2 separate regions of the Homo sapiens genome follow, and region 2 is linked to region 1. The links are chromatin loops, found by intact Hi-C in ENCODE. Cell type or tissue: K562. All regions are shown on one strand. Links, peaks and the distances in the headings refer to the core of each region. The heading gives the core; the rest is flanking DNA. Region 1 overlaps TRIM67 (tripartite motif containing 67). Region 2 has its middle 52 kb from the start of FAM89A.

Region 1 (4,390 bases), core at 109-4,108:
GGAGTTGCAGTGCATGAACCAGCTGCGGTTGTTGTCCACATACATGGCCCAGGCCTTGTCATCCTTGCCCAGCATCATGTCCTTGACCACGCTGGCCCTGGCCACCCCGAAGGCGGGGTCTGGGTGGTTGTCGTACCGGTCCACGTGCAGCTCCCAGTAGTGCACGCCCTTGGAGAACGCAGCTGTGCCCAGCACCACCCGGTCGTCATAGCTGCTGCAGGTGGCTGTCTGGTTGTCATTGGATAAAATGATGTCCCGATGCCCAGAGTTGGGGTCAAATGTGAACCAGGCCACTAAAAAGGGAGGAGGTGAGAGGAGCAGGGTCAGGGGATGGAATTTGCTAGTAGTTTCTAACCGGCTCAGAGACACAAACACATTCGCTTCTGTTAGAAAGTCGGCACCCAGAAGTGAAGGGTCTTTCCTGTATGATTACCACACACGTGCACACACACACAAACGTACACACATGCACACACTCCCTGCTCTGTGTTCATCCAAGTTGCCAGCCCTACGAGCCTGGCCTTGCCAAGGATTTTCAGGCCTCAAAACCTCAAATCTAGATGCATTTTCTGGTCTTGGTTTCTAAAACCCTTCCAAATGCTCACAGTTAGAAATACAGGAGGAAATAGCCTGGGAGCAGTGGTCCACGCCTGTAATCCCAGCACTTTGGGAAGCCGAGGTGGGTGGATCACCTCAGGTCAGCGGTTTGAGACCAGCCTGGCCAGCATGGTTAAACTCCGTCTCTACTAAAAATACAAAAATTCGTGGCCGGGCATGGTGGTTCACACCTGTAATCCCAGCACTTTGGGAGGCCGAGGCGGGAGGATCACGAGGTCAGGAGATCAAGACCATCCTGGCTAACACAGTGAAACCCTGTCTCTACTAAAAATACAAAAAAATTAGCCGGGCGTGGTGGCAGGTGCCTGTAGTCCCAGCCACTCGGGAGGCTGAGGCAGGAGAAAGGTGTGAACCTGGGAGACAGAGCTTGCAGTGAGCCATGATCACGCCACTACACTCCAGCTTGGGCGACAGATCAAGACTCTGTCTCAAAAAAAAAAAAAAAATTCGCTGGACATGGTGGTGGGCGCCTATAGTCCCAGCTGCTTGGGAGGCTGAGGCAGGACAATCACTTGAACAGGTTGGCAGAGGTTGCAGTGAGCCAAGATTGTGCCATTGCACTCCAGCCTGGGCAACAGAGTGGGACTTCATCTCAAAAAAAAAAAAAAAAAAGTACAGGAGGAAATCGATATTGATGAGCCACCTCATGGGTGGGAGATTTGAGACACAGAGAGGTGAAGTGATGTGGCCAAAATCACAAAGCTCAATTCTCCATTTTGCAGCCCATCAGGTGGTGCCCCCTTTTGCTCCCCAACCCCCCAGGTTGATAGAAGTGAGTCCCTTACTCTAAAGTCATGACCACAATGCACAGGGCAAGGACCGCTCATCTCTGGGCAGGCAGGAGAGTCTAGAGGCAGAAGCTAGCGAGCTCTCCTCTAGGGGTGTACAAAGTGACTCTGCAGGTGGCATCATTTTCAGAAAAGTGTCCCTGGCTGGGCCTTTTGACACCAGCATCTGCTCATGCTCCTACTCCTCCCTGCCTCTAGGAGACCATCCAGCTGTGGCAGTCAGAGGATGTGTGGACTAAATGATAACAATGAATGCACGATTTGCCCTCTTCTTGGAGGCAGTGGGGAGCTGGAAACTGCCTCTGCAGCCTGGGCTGGGCCACACCTGGGGGAGCAGAACTCTCTTTGGAATGTGATTCCTATTTCTCTCATTGCTCTCTGCTAAGAACTCAGATGATCAAAATTCCACTGAATTAATATCAACATGCTGTTGTTGCCCAAGACCTAAAAGGCTGCAGGTAGGTGTATAAATCACTGGATGTGAGCTCTGATGCTGGGGATTAAAGGGCACTTTTCCGCTGTGAGAAAGGCTCAAATGTAGGGACTGGTGTGGGCCCACTGCATCTATCGTGGAGTTTTCTTGTCTGGGACTGTCCTACTCACTCCTCAGCCCTTGAGAAGTGGGAGAAGTTTAGCCTCCCTTAGCTACTTCACATTTAGTCCAGCACAATGGGGTAAATGAATGTTTCTTTCGTGGCTTGTAGGCCATGTGGGTGCAGCAAAGAGCTGTGTGTGCAGAGCAGGGTGAGGCGTATGCACCTCAACCGGCCCCTCCGGCCCTGCACTTCCTCCCTCCCCCATCTTCAGCAGCTCATCCTTTCCCCTGGTCCACGGGATGAAATGTGGGTTGGCCCTAGGAGTCAATCTTTGTCCTTTGGGAGCCCGCCTGTGGTCCCAGAAGGGCACGCCCTTGGAGAACCCAGCCGTGCCCAGCACCACCCCCCACCCCTACCCCATCATCATAGCTGCCACAAGTGGCTGTCTGGTTGTCACTGGATAAAATGATGAATCTGTTCTTCCCACTAAGAGATCCCGATGCTCACCATCGGATGTCTGCAGGACGACAGTTTTACTGTAAGGCCCGACACCAGAAGAGTTGAAAGCTTTGACTCGGGCGTTGTAGGTGCTGTTGAAGTGAAGACCGTCGATGGTACACAAAGTCTCCTTACCGACGTACACTTCCTGAAAGAGAGCAATGCTGCTCACCAGGCTCCTCTAGCATTTGGAAAGCTCCTCTTAGCAAATGGCTTCTGGAAACACATTGACATTAAAAGTGCTGTTGCCAGGTGTAGTCCCAGCTACTCAGGAAGCTGAGGTGGGAGCATCGCTTGAGTCCAGCCTGGACAACATTGCAGGGCCCCATTTCTAAACAATTTTTGTTTTTATTTTTTTGAGGGACAGAGTCTTGCTCTGTTGCCAGGCTGGAGTGGAGTGGCGTGATCTCGGCTTACCAAAACCTCCGCCTCCCGAGTTCAAGTGATTCTCCTGCGTCAGCCTCCCAAGTAGCTGGAACTACAAGCATGCACCACCATGCCCAGCTAATTTATATATATATATATATATTTTAGTAGAGATGGGGTTTCCCTATTTGTTGGCCAGACTGGTCTCGAACTCTTGACCTCAGGTGATCCTCCTGCCTTGGCCTCCCAAAGTGCTGGGATTACAGGTGTGAGCAACCATGCCCAGCCAAAAAATTAAAAAAAAAATTCTTACCAAATAGAAGTTATTAAAAAGGGAAATTACATTCAGTCATGGCTGGCTCACAGAACTTGACCAACTTGGGCATGAATGCCTTACTACTGGCTGCCCGGCCCCTCTGCCTGCGAGGCGGCGAGGCGTGATGGGGTCCTGGTGAGGCAAGCTTCCTGGGTCTGCAGCCAGCCAGGATACTGACCAGGAACATCCTGACTCTGCCAAGGTCTACCTGGTCAACAAGACTATTGAGCCACGGGCACATCCACTTCTTTGTCTCCTCCCACACCTGAGGCTGGCATCTTCCACTCCTTAGCCCTCCTGGAGCTGCTGTTTTCTGGTCTTTCCAAAGGGTGAGACATTTCTGCATCTGGCCTCAAAGATACTTTTCTTTCTTTCCTTTTTTTTTTTTTTTTGAGACAGAGTCTTACTCTGTCACCCAGGCTGGAGTGCAGTGGTGTAATCTTGACTTACTACAATCTTTGCCTTCCAAGTTCAAGTGATCCTTGTGCCTCAGCCTCCAGAGTAGCTGGGACAACAGGCATCCGCCACCATGCCCGGGTAATTTTTGTATTTTAAGTAGAGATGGGGTTTCACCATGTTGACCAGGCTGGTCTCAAACTCCTGACCTCAAGTGATCCATCCGCCTTGGCCTCCCAAAGTGCTGGGATTACGGGTGTGAGCCACCGTGCCTGGCCCCCAAAGATACTTTTCTAAAGATTGATCTTGTTCTCCATTAGCTTCAAAGTTACCTTTGTCCTATTCAACCCCCCAAATGCATAGCCTTTTGCCTCTCCCATGTCATTATTTTCTGCTAATTAAATAATGTGGTCTAAGATCACAGCTAATCCATATAGGAGCCACAGCTCAAATCCAGGTCTGTCTGCATGCAACATCCACACTTTTCCTACTGTAAGACCCTCTTCCTTATAAACCCTAGCCCTTAGGTCTAGCTTTTGTTAGTGGCCATGTCTCAAAGAGGAGGGACCATTTTTAAGCTCTGTGGCTGCTTCTTTTAATATTTCCCAACAGCCTTTTCTTTCTTCCCATTTCAAAAATACTGGCTCTCCTCTTGGTTTCGGGTGGACGAGCTCTTTCAGTTCTTGGCTGATTTGCACAACAGGAGTGACTGGGGTCTGCACTCAGTGACCCGGCTCAAGCTATCTCATCTTACCTCCCTAATTGGCCCATATTCACATGGGACTCAGTAATTCCCACGGAAGTGCTGCAATTATTTCCATAATTCTTACATTCCTGTATTTTTCAAACACAAAGTAAAACGACACATATGT
Region 2 (4,390 bases), core at 297-4,296, 120 kb after region 1:
CATGGCACACTATAGCCTCGAACTCCTGAGCTCAAGTAATCATCCCACCTTAGCTTCCTGAGTAGCTGGGATTATAGGCACATGCCACTGCACCCAGCTCAAGGTAAAATTATGGGTAATCTTAGTGTGTCTTAGACATGGAAAGGCCTGGATCTCTCTTCTGTTAAGGATCTGTGGATGAGGAATTTGTTTTGCTCCTTTGGGGATGCTTCAGTTAAATTCAATAGGAGCAAATCGTGTATTCGTAGAGTCACTCAGAGCGTGCAGAGCACATGCATGAACACACACACATGAAAACATACACACACACAGCCAGAGTGATTTTCCGAGCTGCCTTTTCAAAGGAAACTGCATTTTAAAAGGTCGCATCCAGACTCAGCATCAATCAAAATGCCACACAGCAGCTGCACCAATTCAGCCCAGCACAATACCTGCCAGCCGAGTCCTGTCTTCTGTACAGAGCGTCTAATGGGAATTTCTGCCTGAATGGGAGCCCAGGGCAGAGGGCAGCAGAACGGTCAGCCTCGCCATGGAAAGAGCAGCCTGGGAGTACAGGCAGCAGCTCCATCTGCAGGGAGCTGCAGAGCCTGTGAAATAAGAAAAGCAGAAGGGAAGGGTGGGGATTGGTAATGCTAGCAGGCCCTGGTTGAGTTGTGTGGATTTTTTTCTTCTTCTTCAAGAATGAATTGCATCCTTTGTGTCCGTCTTCAAGGTGTCCTTAGGAGGCTGGTGCTGATGTCTGCAGCTCCATTGTAAAATACCCGCCAATACTACTATCCTGAATGGCCCTTTTCCTAGACCTGTGAGTCAGATTACCCACTCGGGAGGTTTTAAGGCCAGAGAAATAAAGGAAATCATGTGATTCTTTCAGTGATTTTATATATGCAGCACTTCCCTTTGCGGACAAGGGAGTGGCGAGTGAGAACATGACCCCGTAGGTTCTCTGGAGCAGAGCGGTGTCCTTAATTAGACAGTTCCCAGAAATTCCTCTATGACAGAGTGTGTGTGTGTTTAATTTTCATTTTTTGAGACAGAGTCTCACTCTGTTGCCCAGGCTGGAGTGCAGTGGTGCAATCTCGGCTCACTGCAAACTCTGCCTCCTGGGCTCAAACGATTCTCATGTCTTAGCCTCCTGAGTAGCTGGGATTACAGGCGTACACCATCATACCCAGCTAATTTTTGTATTTTTAGTAGAGTCGGGGTTTCGCCATGTTGGCCAGGCTGGTCTTCAACTCCTGACCTCAGGTGATCTGCCTGCCTCGGCCTCCCAAAGTGTTGGGATTACAGGTGTGAGCCACCGCGCCCAGCCCAGAGTGTGTTTAACTGCCTTTATTTTAAAGTTGACCAGATAACTGGGCGCTTAATTTTCAACCCTTTAGAAACACCCAGCTGTTAATCAACACATTGTCACTTAAATTAGGCTCTTTTTCTTTTTAAAGAAACATATTCAAGAGAGAAAATGATTTCCCCTAGACCCTTAATTTTCTTCGTTTCAGCAGCTACATTTGGAATTGTCAAACCATTGCTATGGGTGTTTGGGTCTAAACCACACGTGGATTTCACAGACAGTCTAACTGAAGAGCTACTGAGCAACTTTGGCTGCATCTTCTTGGGTAAGTTTCAGAACTGCCAGTTGAGCATGGCTAGTCCCATTTTACAGATGGGGAAAACAAGGCAATGAATTAATGGGGAAAAACAACTTACCAATTTACAAAGCTCATAAACGCAGAAGCCAGGATTTGACTCTGGCCTATCCTCCCCCACCGCCCCCCCCACCCCCATACCCCTTCCTTTTTGCCGGCTGCCTCCACTAAATTTGCAAGGTCCCTTGGCCACATGTAGCTTACTCTGTCTTAAATAAAATCCCTTCATGATCCCCAATAAAGCCTTGGGAAATGTGTGAATTTCCCCACACATGCTGGAAGTGTATGAATTTCCCTACACATGCTGGCCCAGCTCTCTAGCAACCCTACAACAGAGTGGTGTTTGTTGTTGAGAAAGAGGGATCTGCTTGGATGTTGGATACTGTGACCACGCAGAGCTGGCTGCGGGAGTTCCCATAAATCCACCCTCTTTAGCATTCTGAGGCCAGCAGGGGACGCTGACGAGCACCTTCTCCGTGTGCTTTGAGGAGGGCGGATTTCACACACAACATAAAGACCAGTCGGTGCAACCGTAGGAAAAACAAGGATTTCCTCCAACCCGGTTAACCACATCCCAACACCCAGCCAGAGCCCAGATTGGGCTCTCTGGATACCAGTGAGCAGCTGAGAGACCACATTCAGGGACCAGAGCGTAGGTGACGTGGTGTTCATGAGGACAGTTGTTCAGAGCGTGCATTGCAGTCAGACTCTCGCTTCATCTCCTCCTGGCTATGTAAAATTTATGCACATTATCCTGATATTTCTCAGCCCGACCTTCCTCCTCTGTACTAGGAGGACAGCGTGGAATAATAGAGTGCTCAGCACAGGGCCTGGAAATCAATGAGAACTAGGGAATATGCACTAGTGGAACTAGTGAACATCATTCTCAAAAACAGATATTTACAAATCCTAGACGGTGAAAGAAATGGGTAATAACCACGACCTCACAGTGTCTGTGGGCAACACTGAGCAACAGGTAGCTTAGAAAGCAGTTCTGGCCAGGCACGGTGGCTCATGCCTATCATCCCAGCACTTTAGGAGGCTAAGGCAGGAGGATTGCTTGAGGCCAGGAGTTTGAGACCAACCTGGGCAAACACAACGAGACCCCATCTCTACAACACAGCTTTTAAAAGTTAGCCAGGCTTGGTGGTGTGCACTTGTGGTCCCAGCTACCTGGGAGGCTGAGATGGGAGAATCTCTTAAACCCATGACTTTGAGATTCCAATGAGCTGTGATTGCACCACTGCACTCCAGCCTGGGTGACAAAGCAAGACCCCATCTCAAAAAGAAAAACAAAAAACAAAAAACCCCAGTTCTTACCACCTTCACCATTTCCTAAGCCCCATGTCACTGTCACAGTGACTAATGATCAACCTCAGGGAGCTATGTTCACCTGCAAATACACTAAGACCCCATTCTTACCTTTCTAAAGCCGTGGAAGTCACTGTGCAAGATGTAAATATACAGGTAAATTACAGTCTCCCTCTGATTGTAGACAGAGTCCCTTGGAAAAACCTTTCAAGTTAAGATGATAATGTAATAAATGTTTCAAATTAAGATGGGAATGACCTCCATATCATAATAGAGGGTTCTGGGAACTGACTGGATCTGAACCCTAGTCTAAGTACTTACCTATGTGACCTTGGGCAAGTTACTCTGTTCCTCAGTTTGTAATTTATTAAATGGATAATAAAAGTATGTATCTCATAGCTATAAAGGCTAGATGAGTTGATGTGCATAAACACCAAACACAGTGCCCAGTACCTAATAATGTCTGATATTATTTATTTAAGACACAGTTGCTGGGGCTATACCATTAATATATCCCAGGCATTAAAAGAAATTAGTATCTTAAAAACTGATTGTAATGTGATGTCATAAGTGATGCTTCTCACCTGGTATTGAAATTAGACAATAAAGATGATTATAAACAAAGTGTTACAAGTTCACATAGAAGGAAACAAATCTGTCTGAGCATCTGAGAGACATCCCATTGAAGTTGAAACTTCAGCTCTGTCTTAAAGATAAGTAGGAATTCCTTCACAAAGAAGGCGGTTATCTTAGGTGAATATTATTAGAGCAGAAATTGATTTGAATAGGCTCAAATAAAACTGCAAACTAAAATGGGAAGTATGAAGGAAATGCAGACAAACCCTCTCGGGATTGTAGGAGGGGCCCAGGAAGCTGGGAAACTGTATCTGCCTCTTGGTTCTTCTGTCTCCATCTCTTTGTTTGTTTGTTGTTGTTTTCTTTTTTTTTTTTGTCTCCAACTTTTTTTTTTTTTTTTTGAGATGGAGTCTCACTCTGTCACCCAGGCTGGAGTGCAGTGGCACCATCTCAGCTCACTACAACCTCCGCCTCCCAGGTTCAAGCAATTCTCTGCTTCAGCCTCCCAAGTAGCTGGGATTACAGGTGCCCACCACCACGCCTGGCTAATTTTTGTATTTTTAGTAGAGACGGAGTTTCATCATTTTGGCCAGGCTGGTCTTGAACTCCTGACCTTGTGATCCATCCGTCTCCACCTCCCAAAGTGCTGGGATTACAGGTGTGAGCCACCGTGCCCGGCCTTTGCTTCCAACTCTTAACAGCTTCACAAAGGGTCCTCACCTCCATTTGTCTTCAATCCACTGTGGTCCTATTTCGGCCCTGCCTCCCCACGTGGCATTGAAATCGTTCTCACTAATCTCCCTGGCATTTTCCTCTATGCCAACTCCAAGGAACACTTCTCAGCTGGTGTAGTGTAGCAA

Evidence for each region. Hi-C counts contacts between places; a loop is a spot of excess contacts. Peaks named below come from ENCODE experiments on the same cell type or tissue, not always from the same donor. Only the 100,000 strongest peaks of a DNase experiment are listed, where the experiment ranks them.
Region 2: a loop joins it to region 1, with 6 times the contacts of the local background. A loop is called at or near these places in 23 of 110 quality-filtered maps.

The regions. Positions count from the first base shown.
Region 1 is chr1:231,204,850-231,209,239 of GRCh38, reverse strand. It overlaps TRIM67 (tripartite motif containing 67), which reads right to left. Exons shown (of 10, transcript NM_001004342.5): 7 at 2,450-2,588; 8 at 1-293. Among named protein-coding and RNA genes, the nearest start is that of TRIM67-AS1, 19 kb to the right of the region's middle. In K562, for the core only: CTCF peaks have their summits at 1,591 and 2,128; a DNase peak (open chromatin) is centred at 2,149.
Region 2 is chr1:231,089,836-231,094,225 of GRCh38, reverse strand. No RefSeq gene overlaps it. Among named protein-coding and RNA genes, the nearest start is that of FAM89A, 52 kb to the right of the region's middle. In K562, for the core only: CTCF peaks have their summits at 575 (motif pointing left) and 2,086 (motif pointing right); a DNase peak (open chromatin) is centred at 2,085; H3K27me3 peaks cover 313 bases.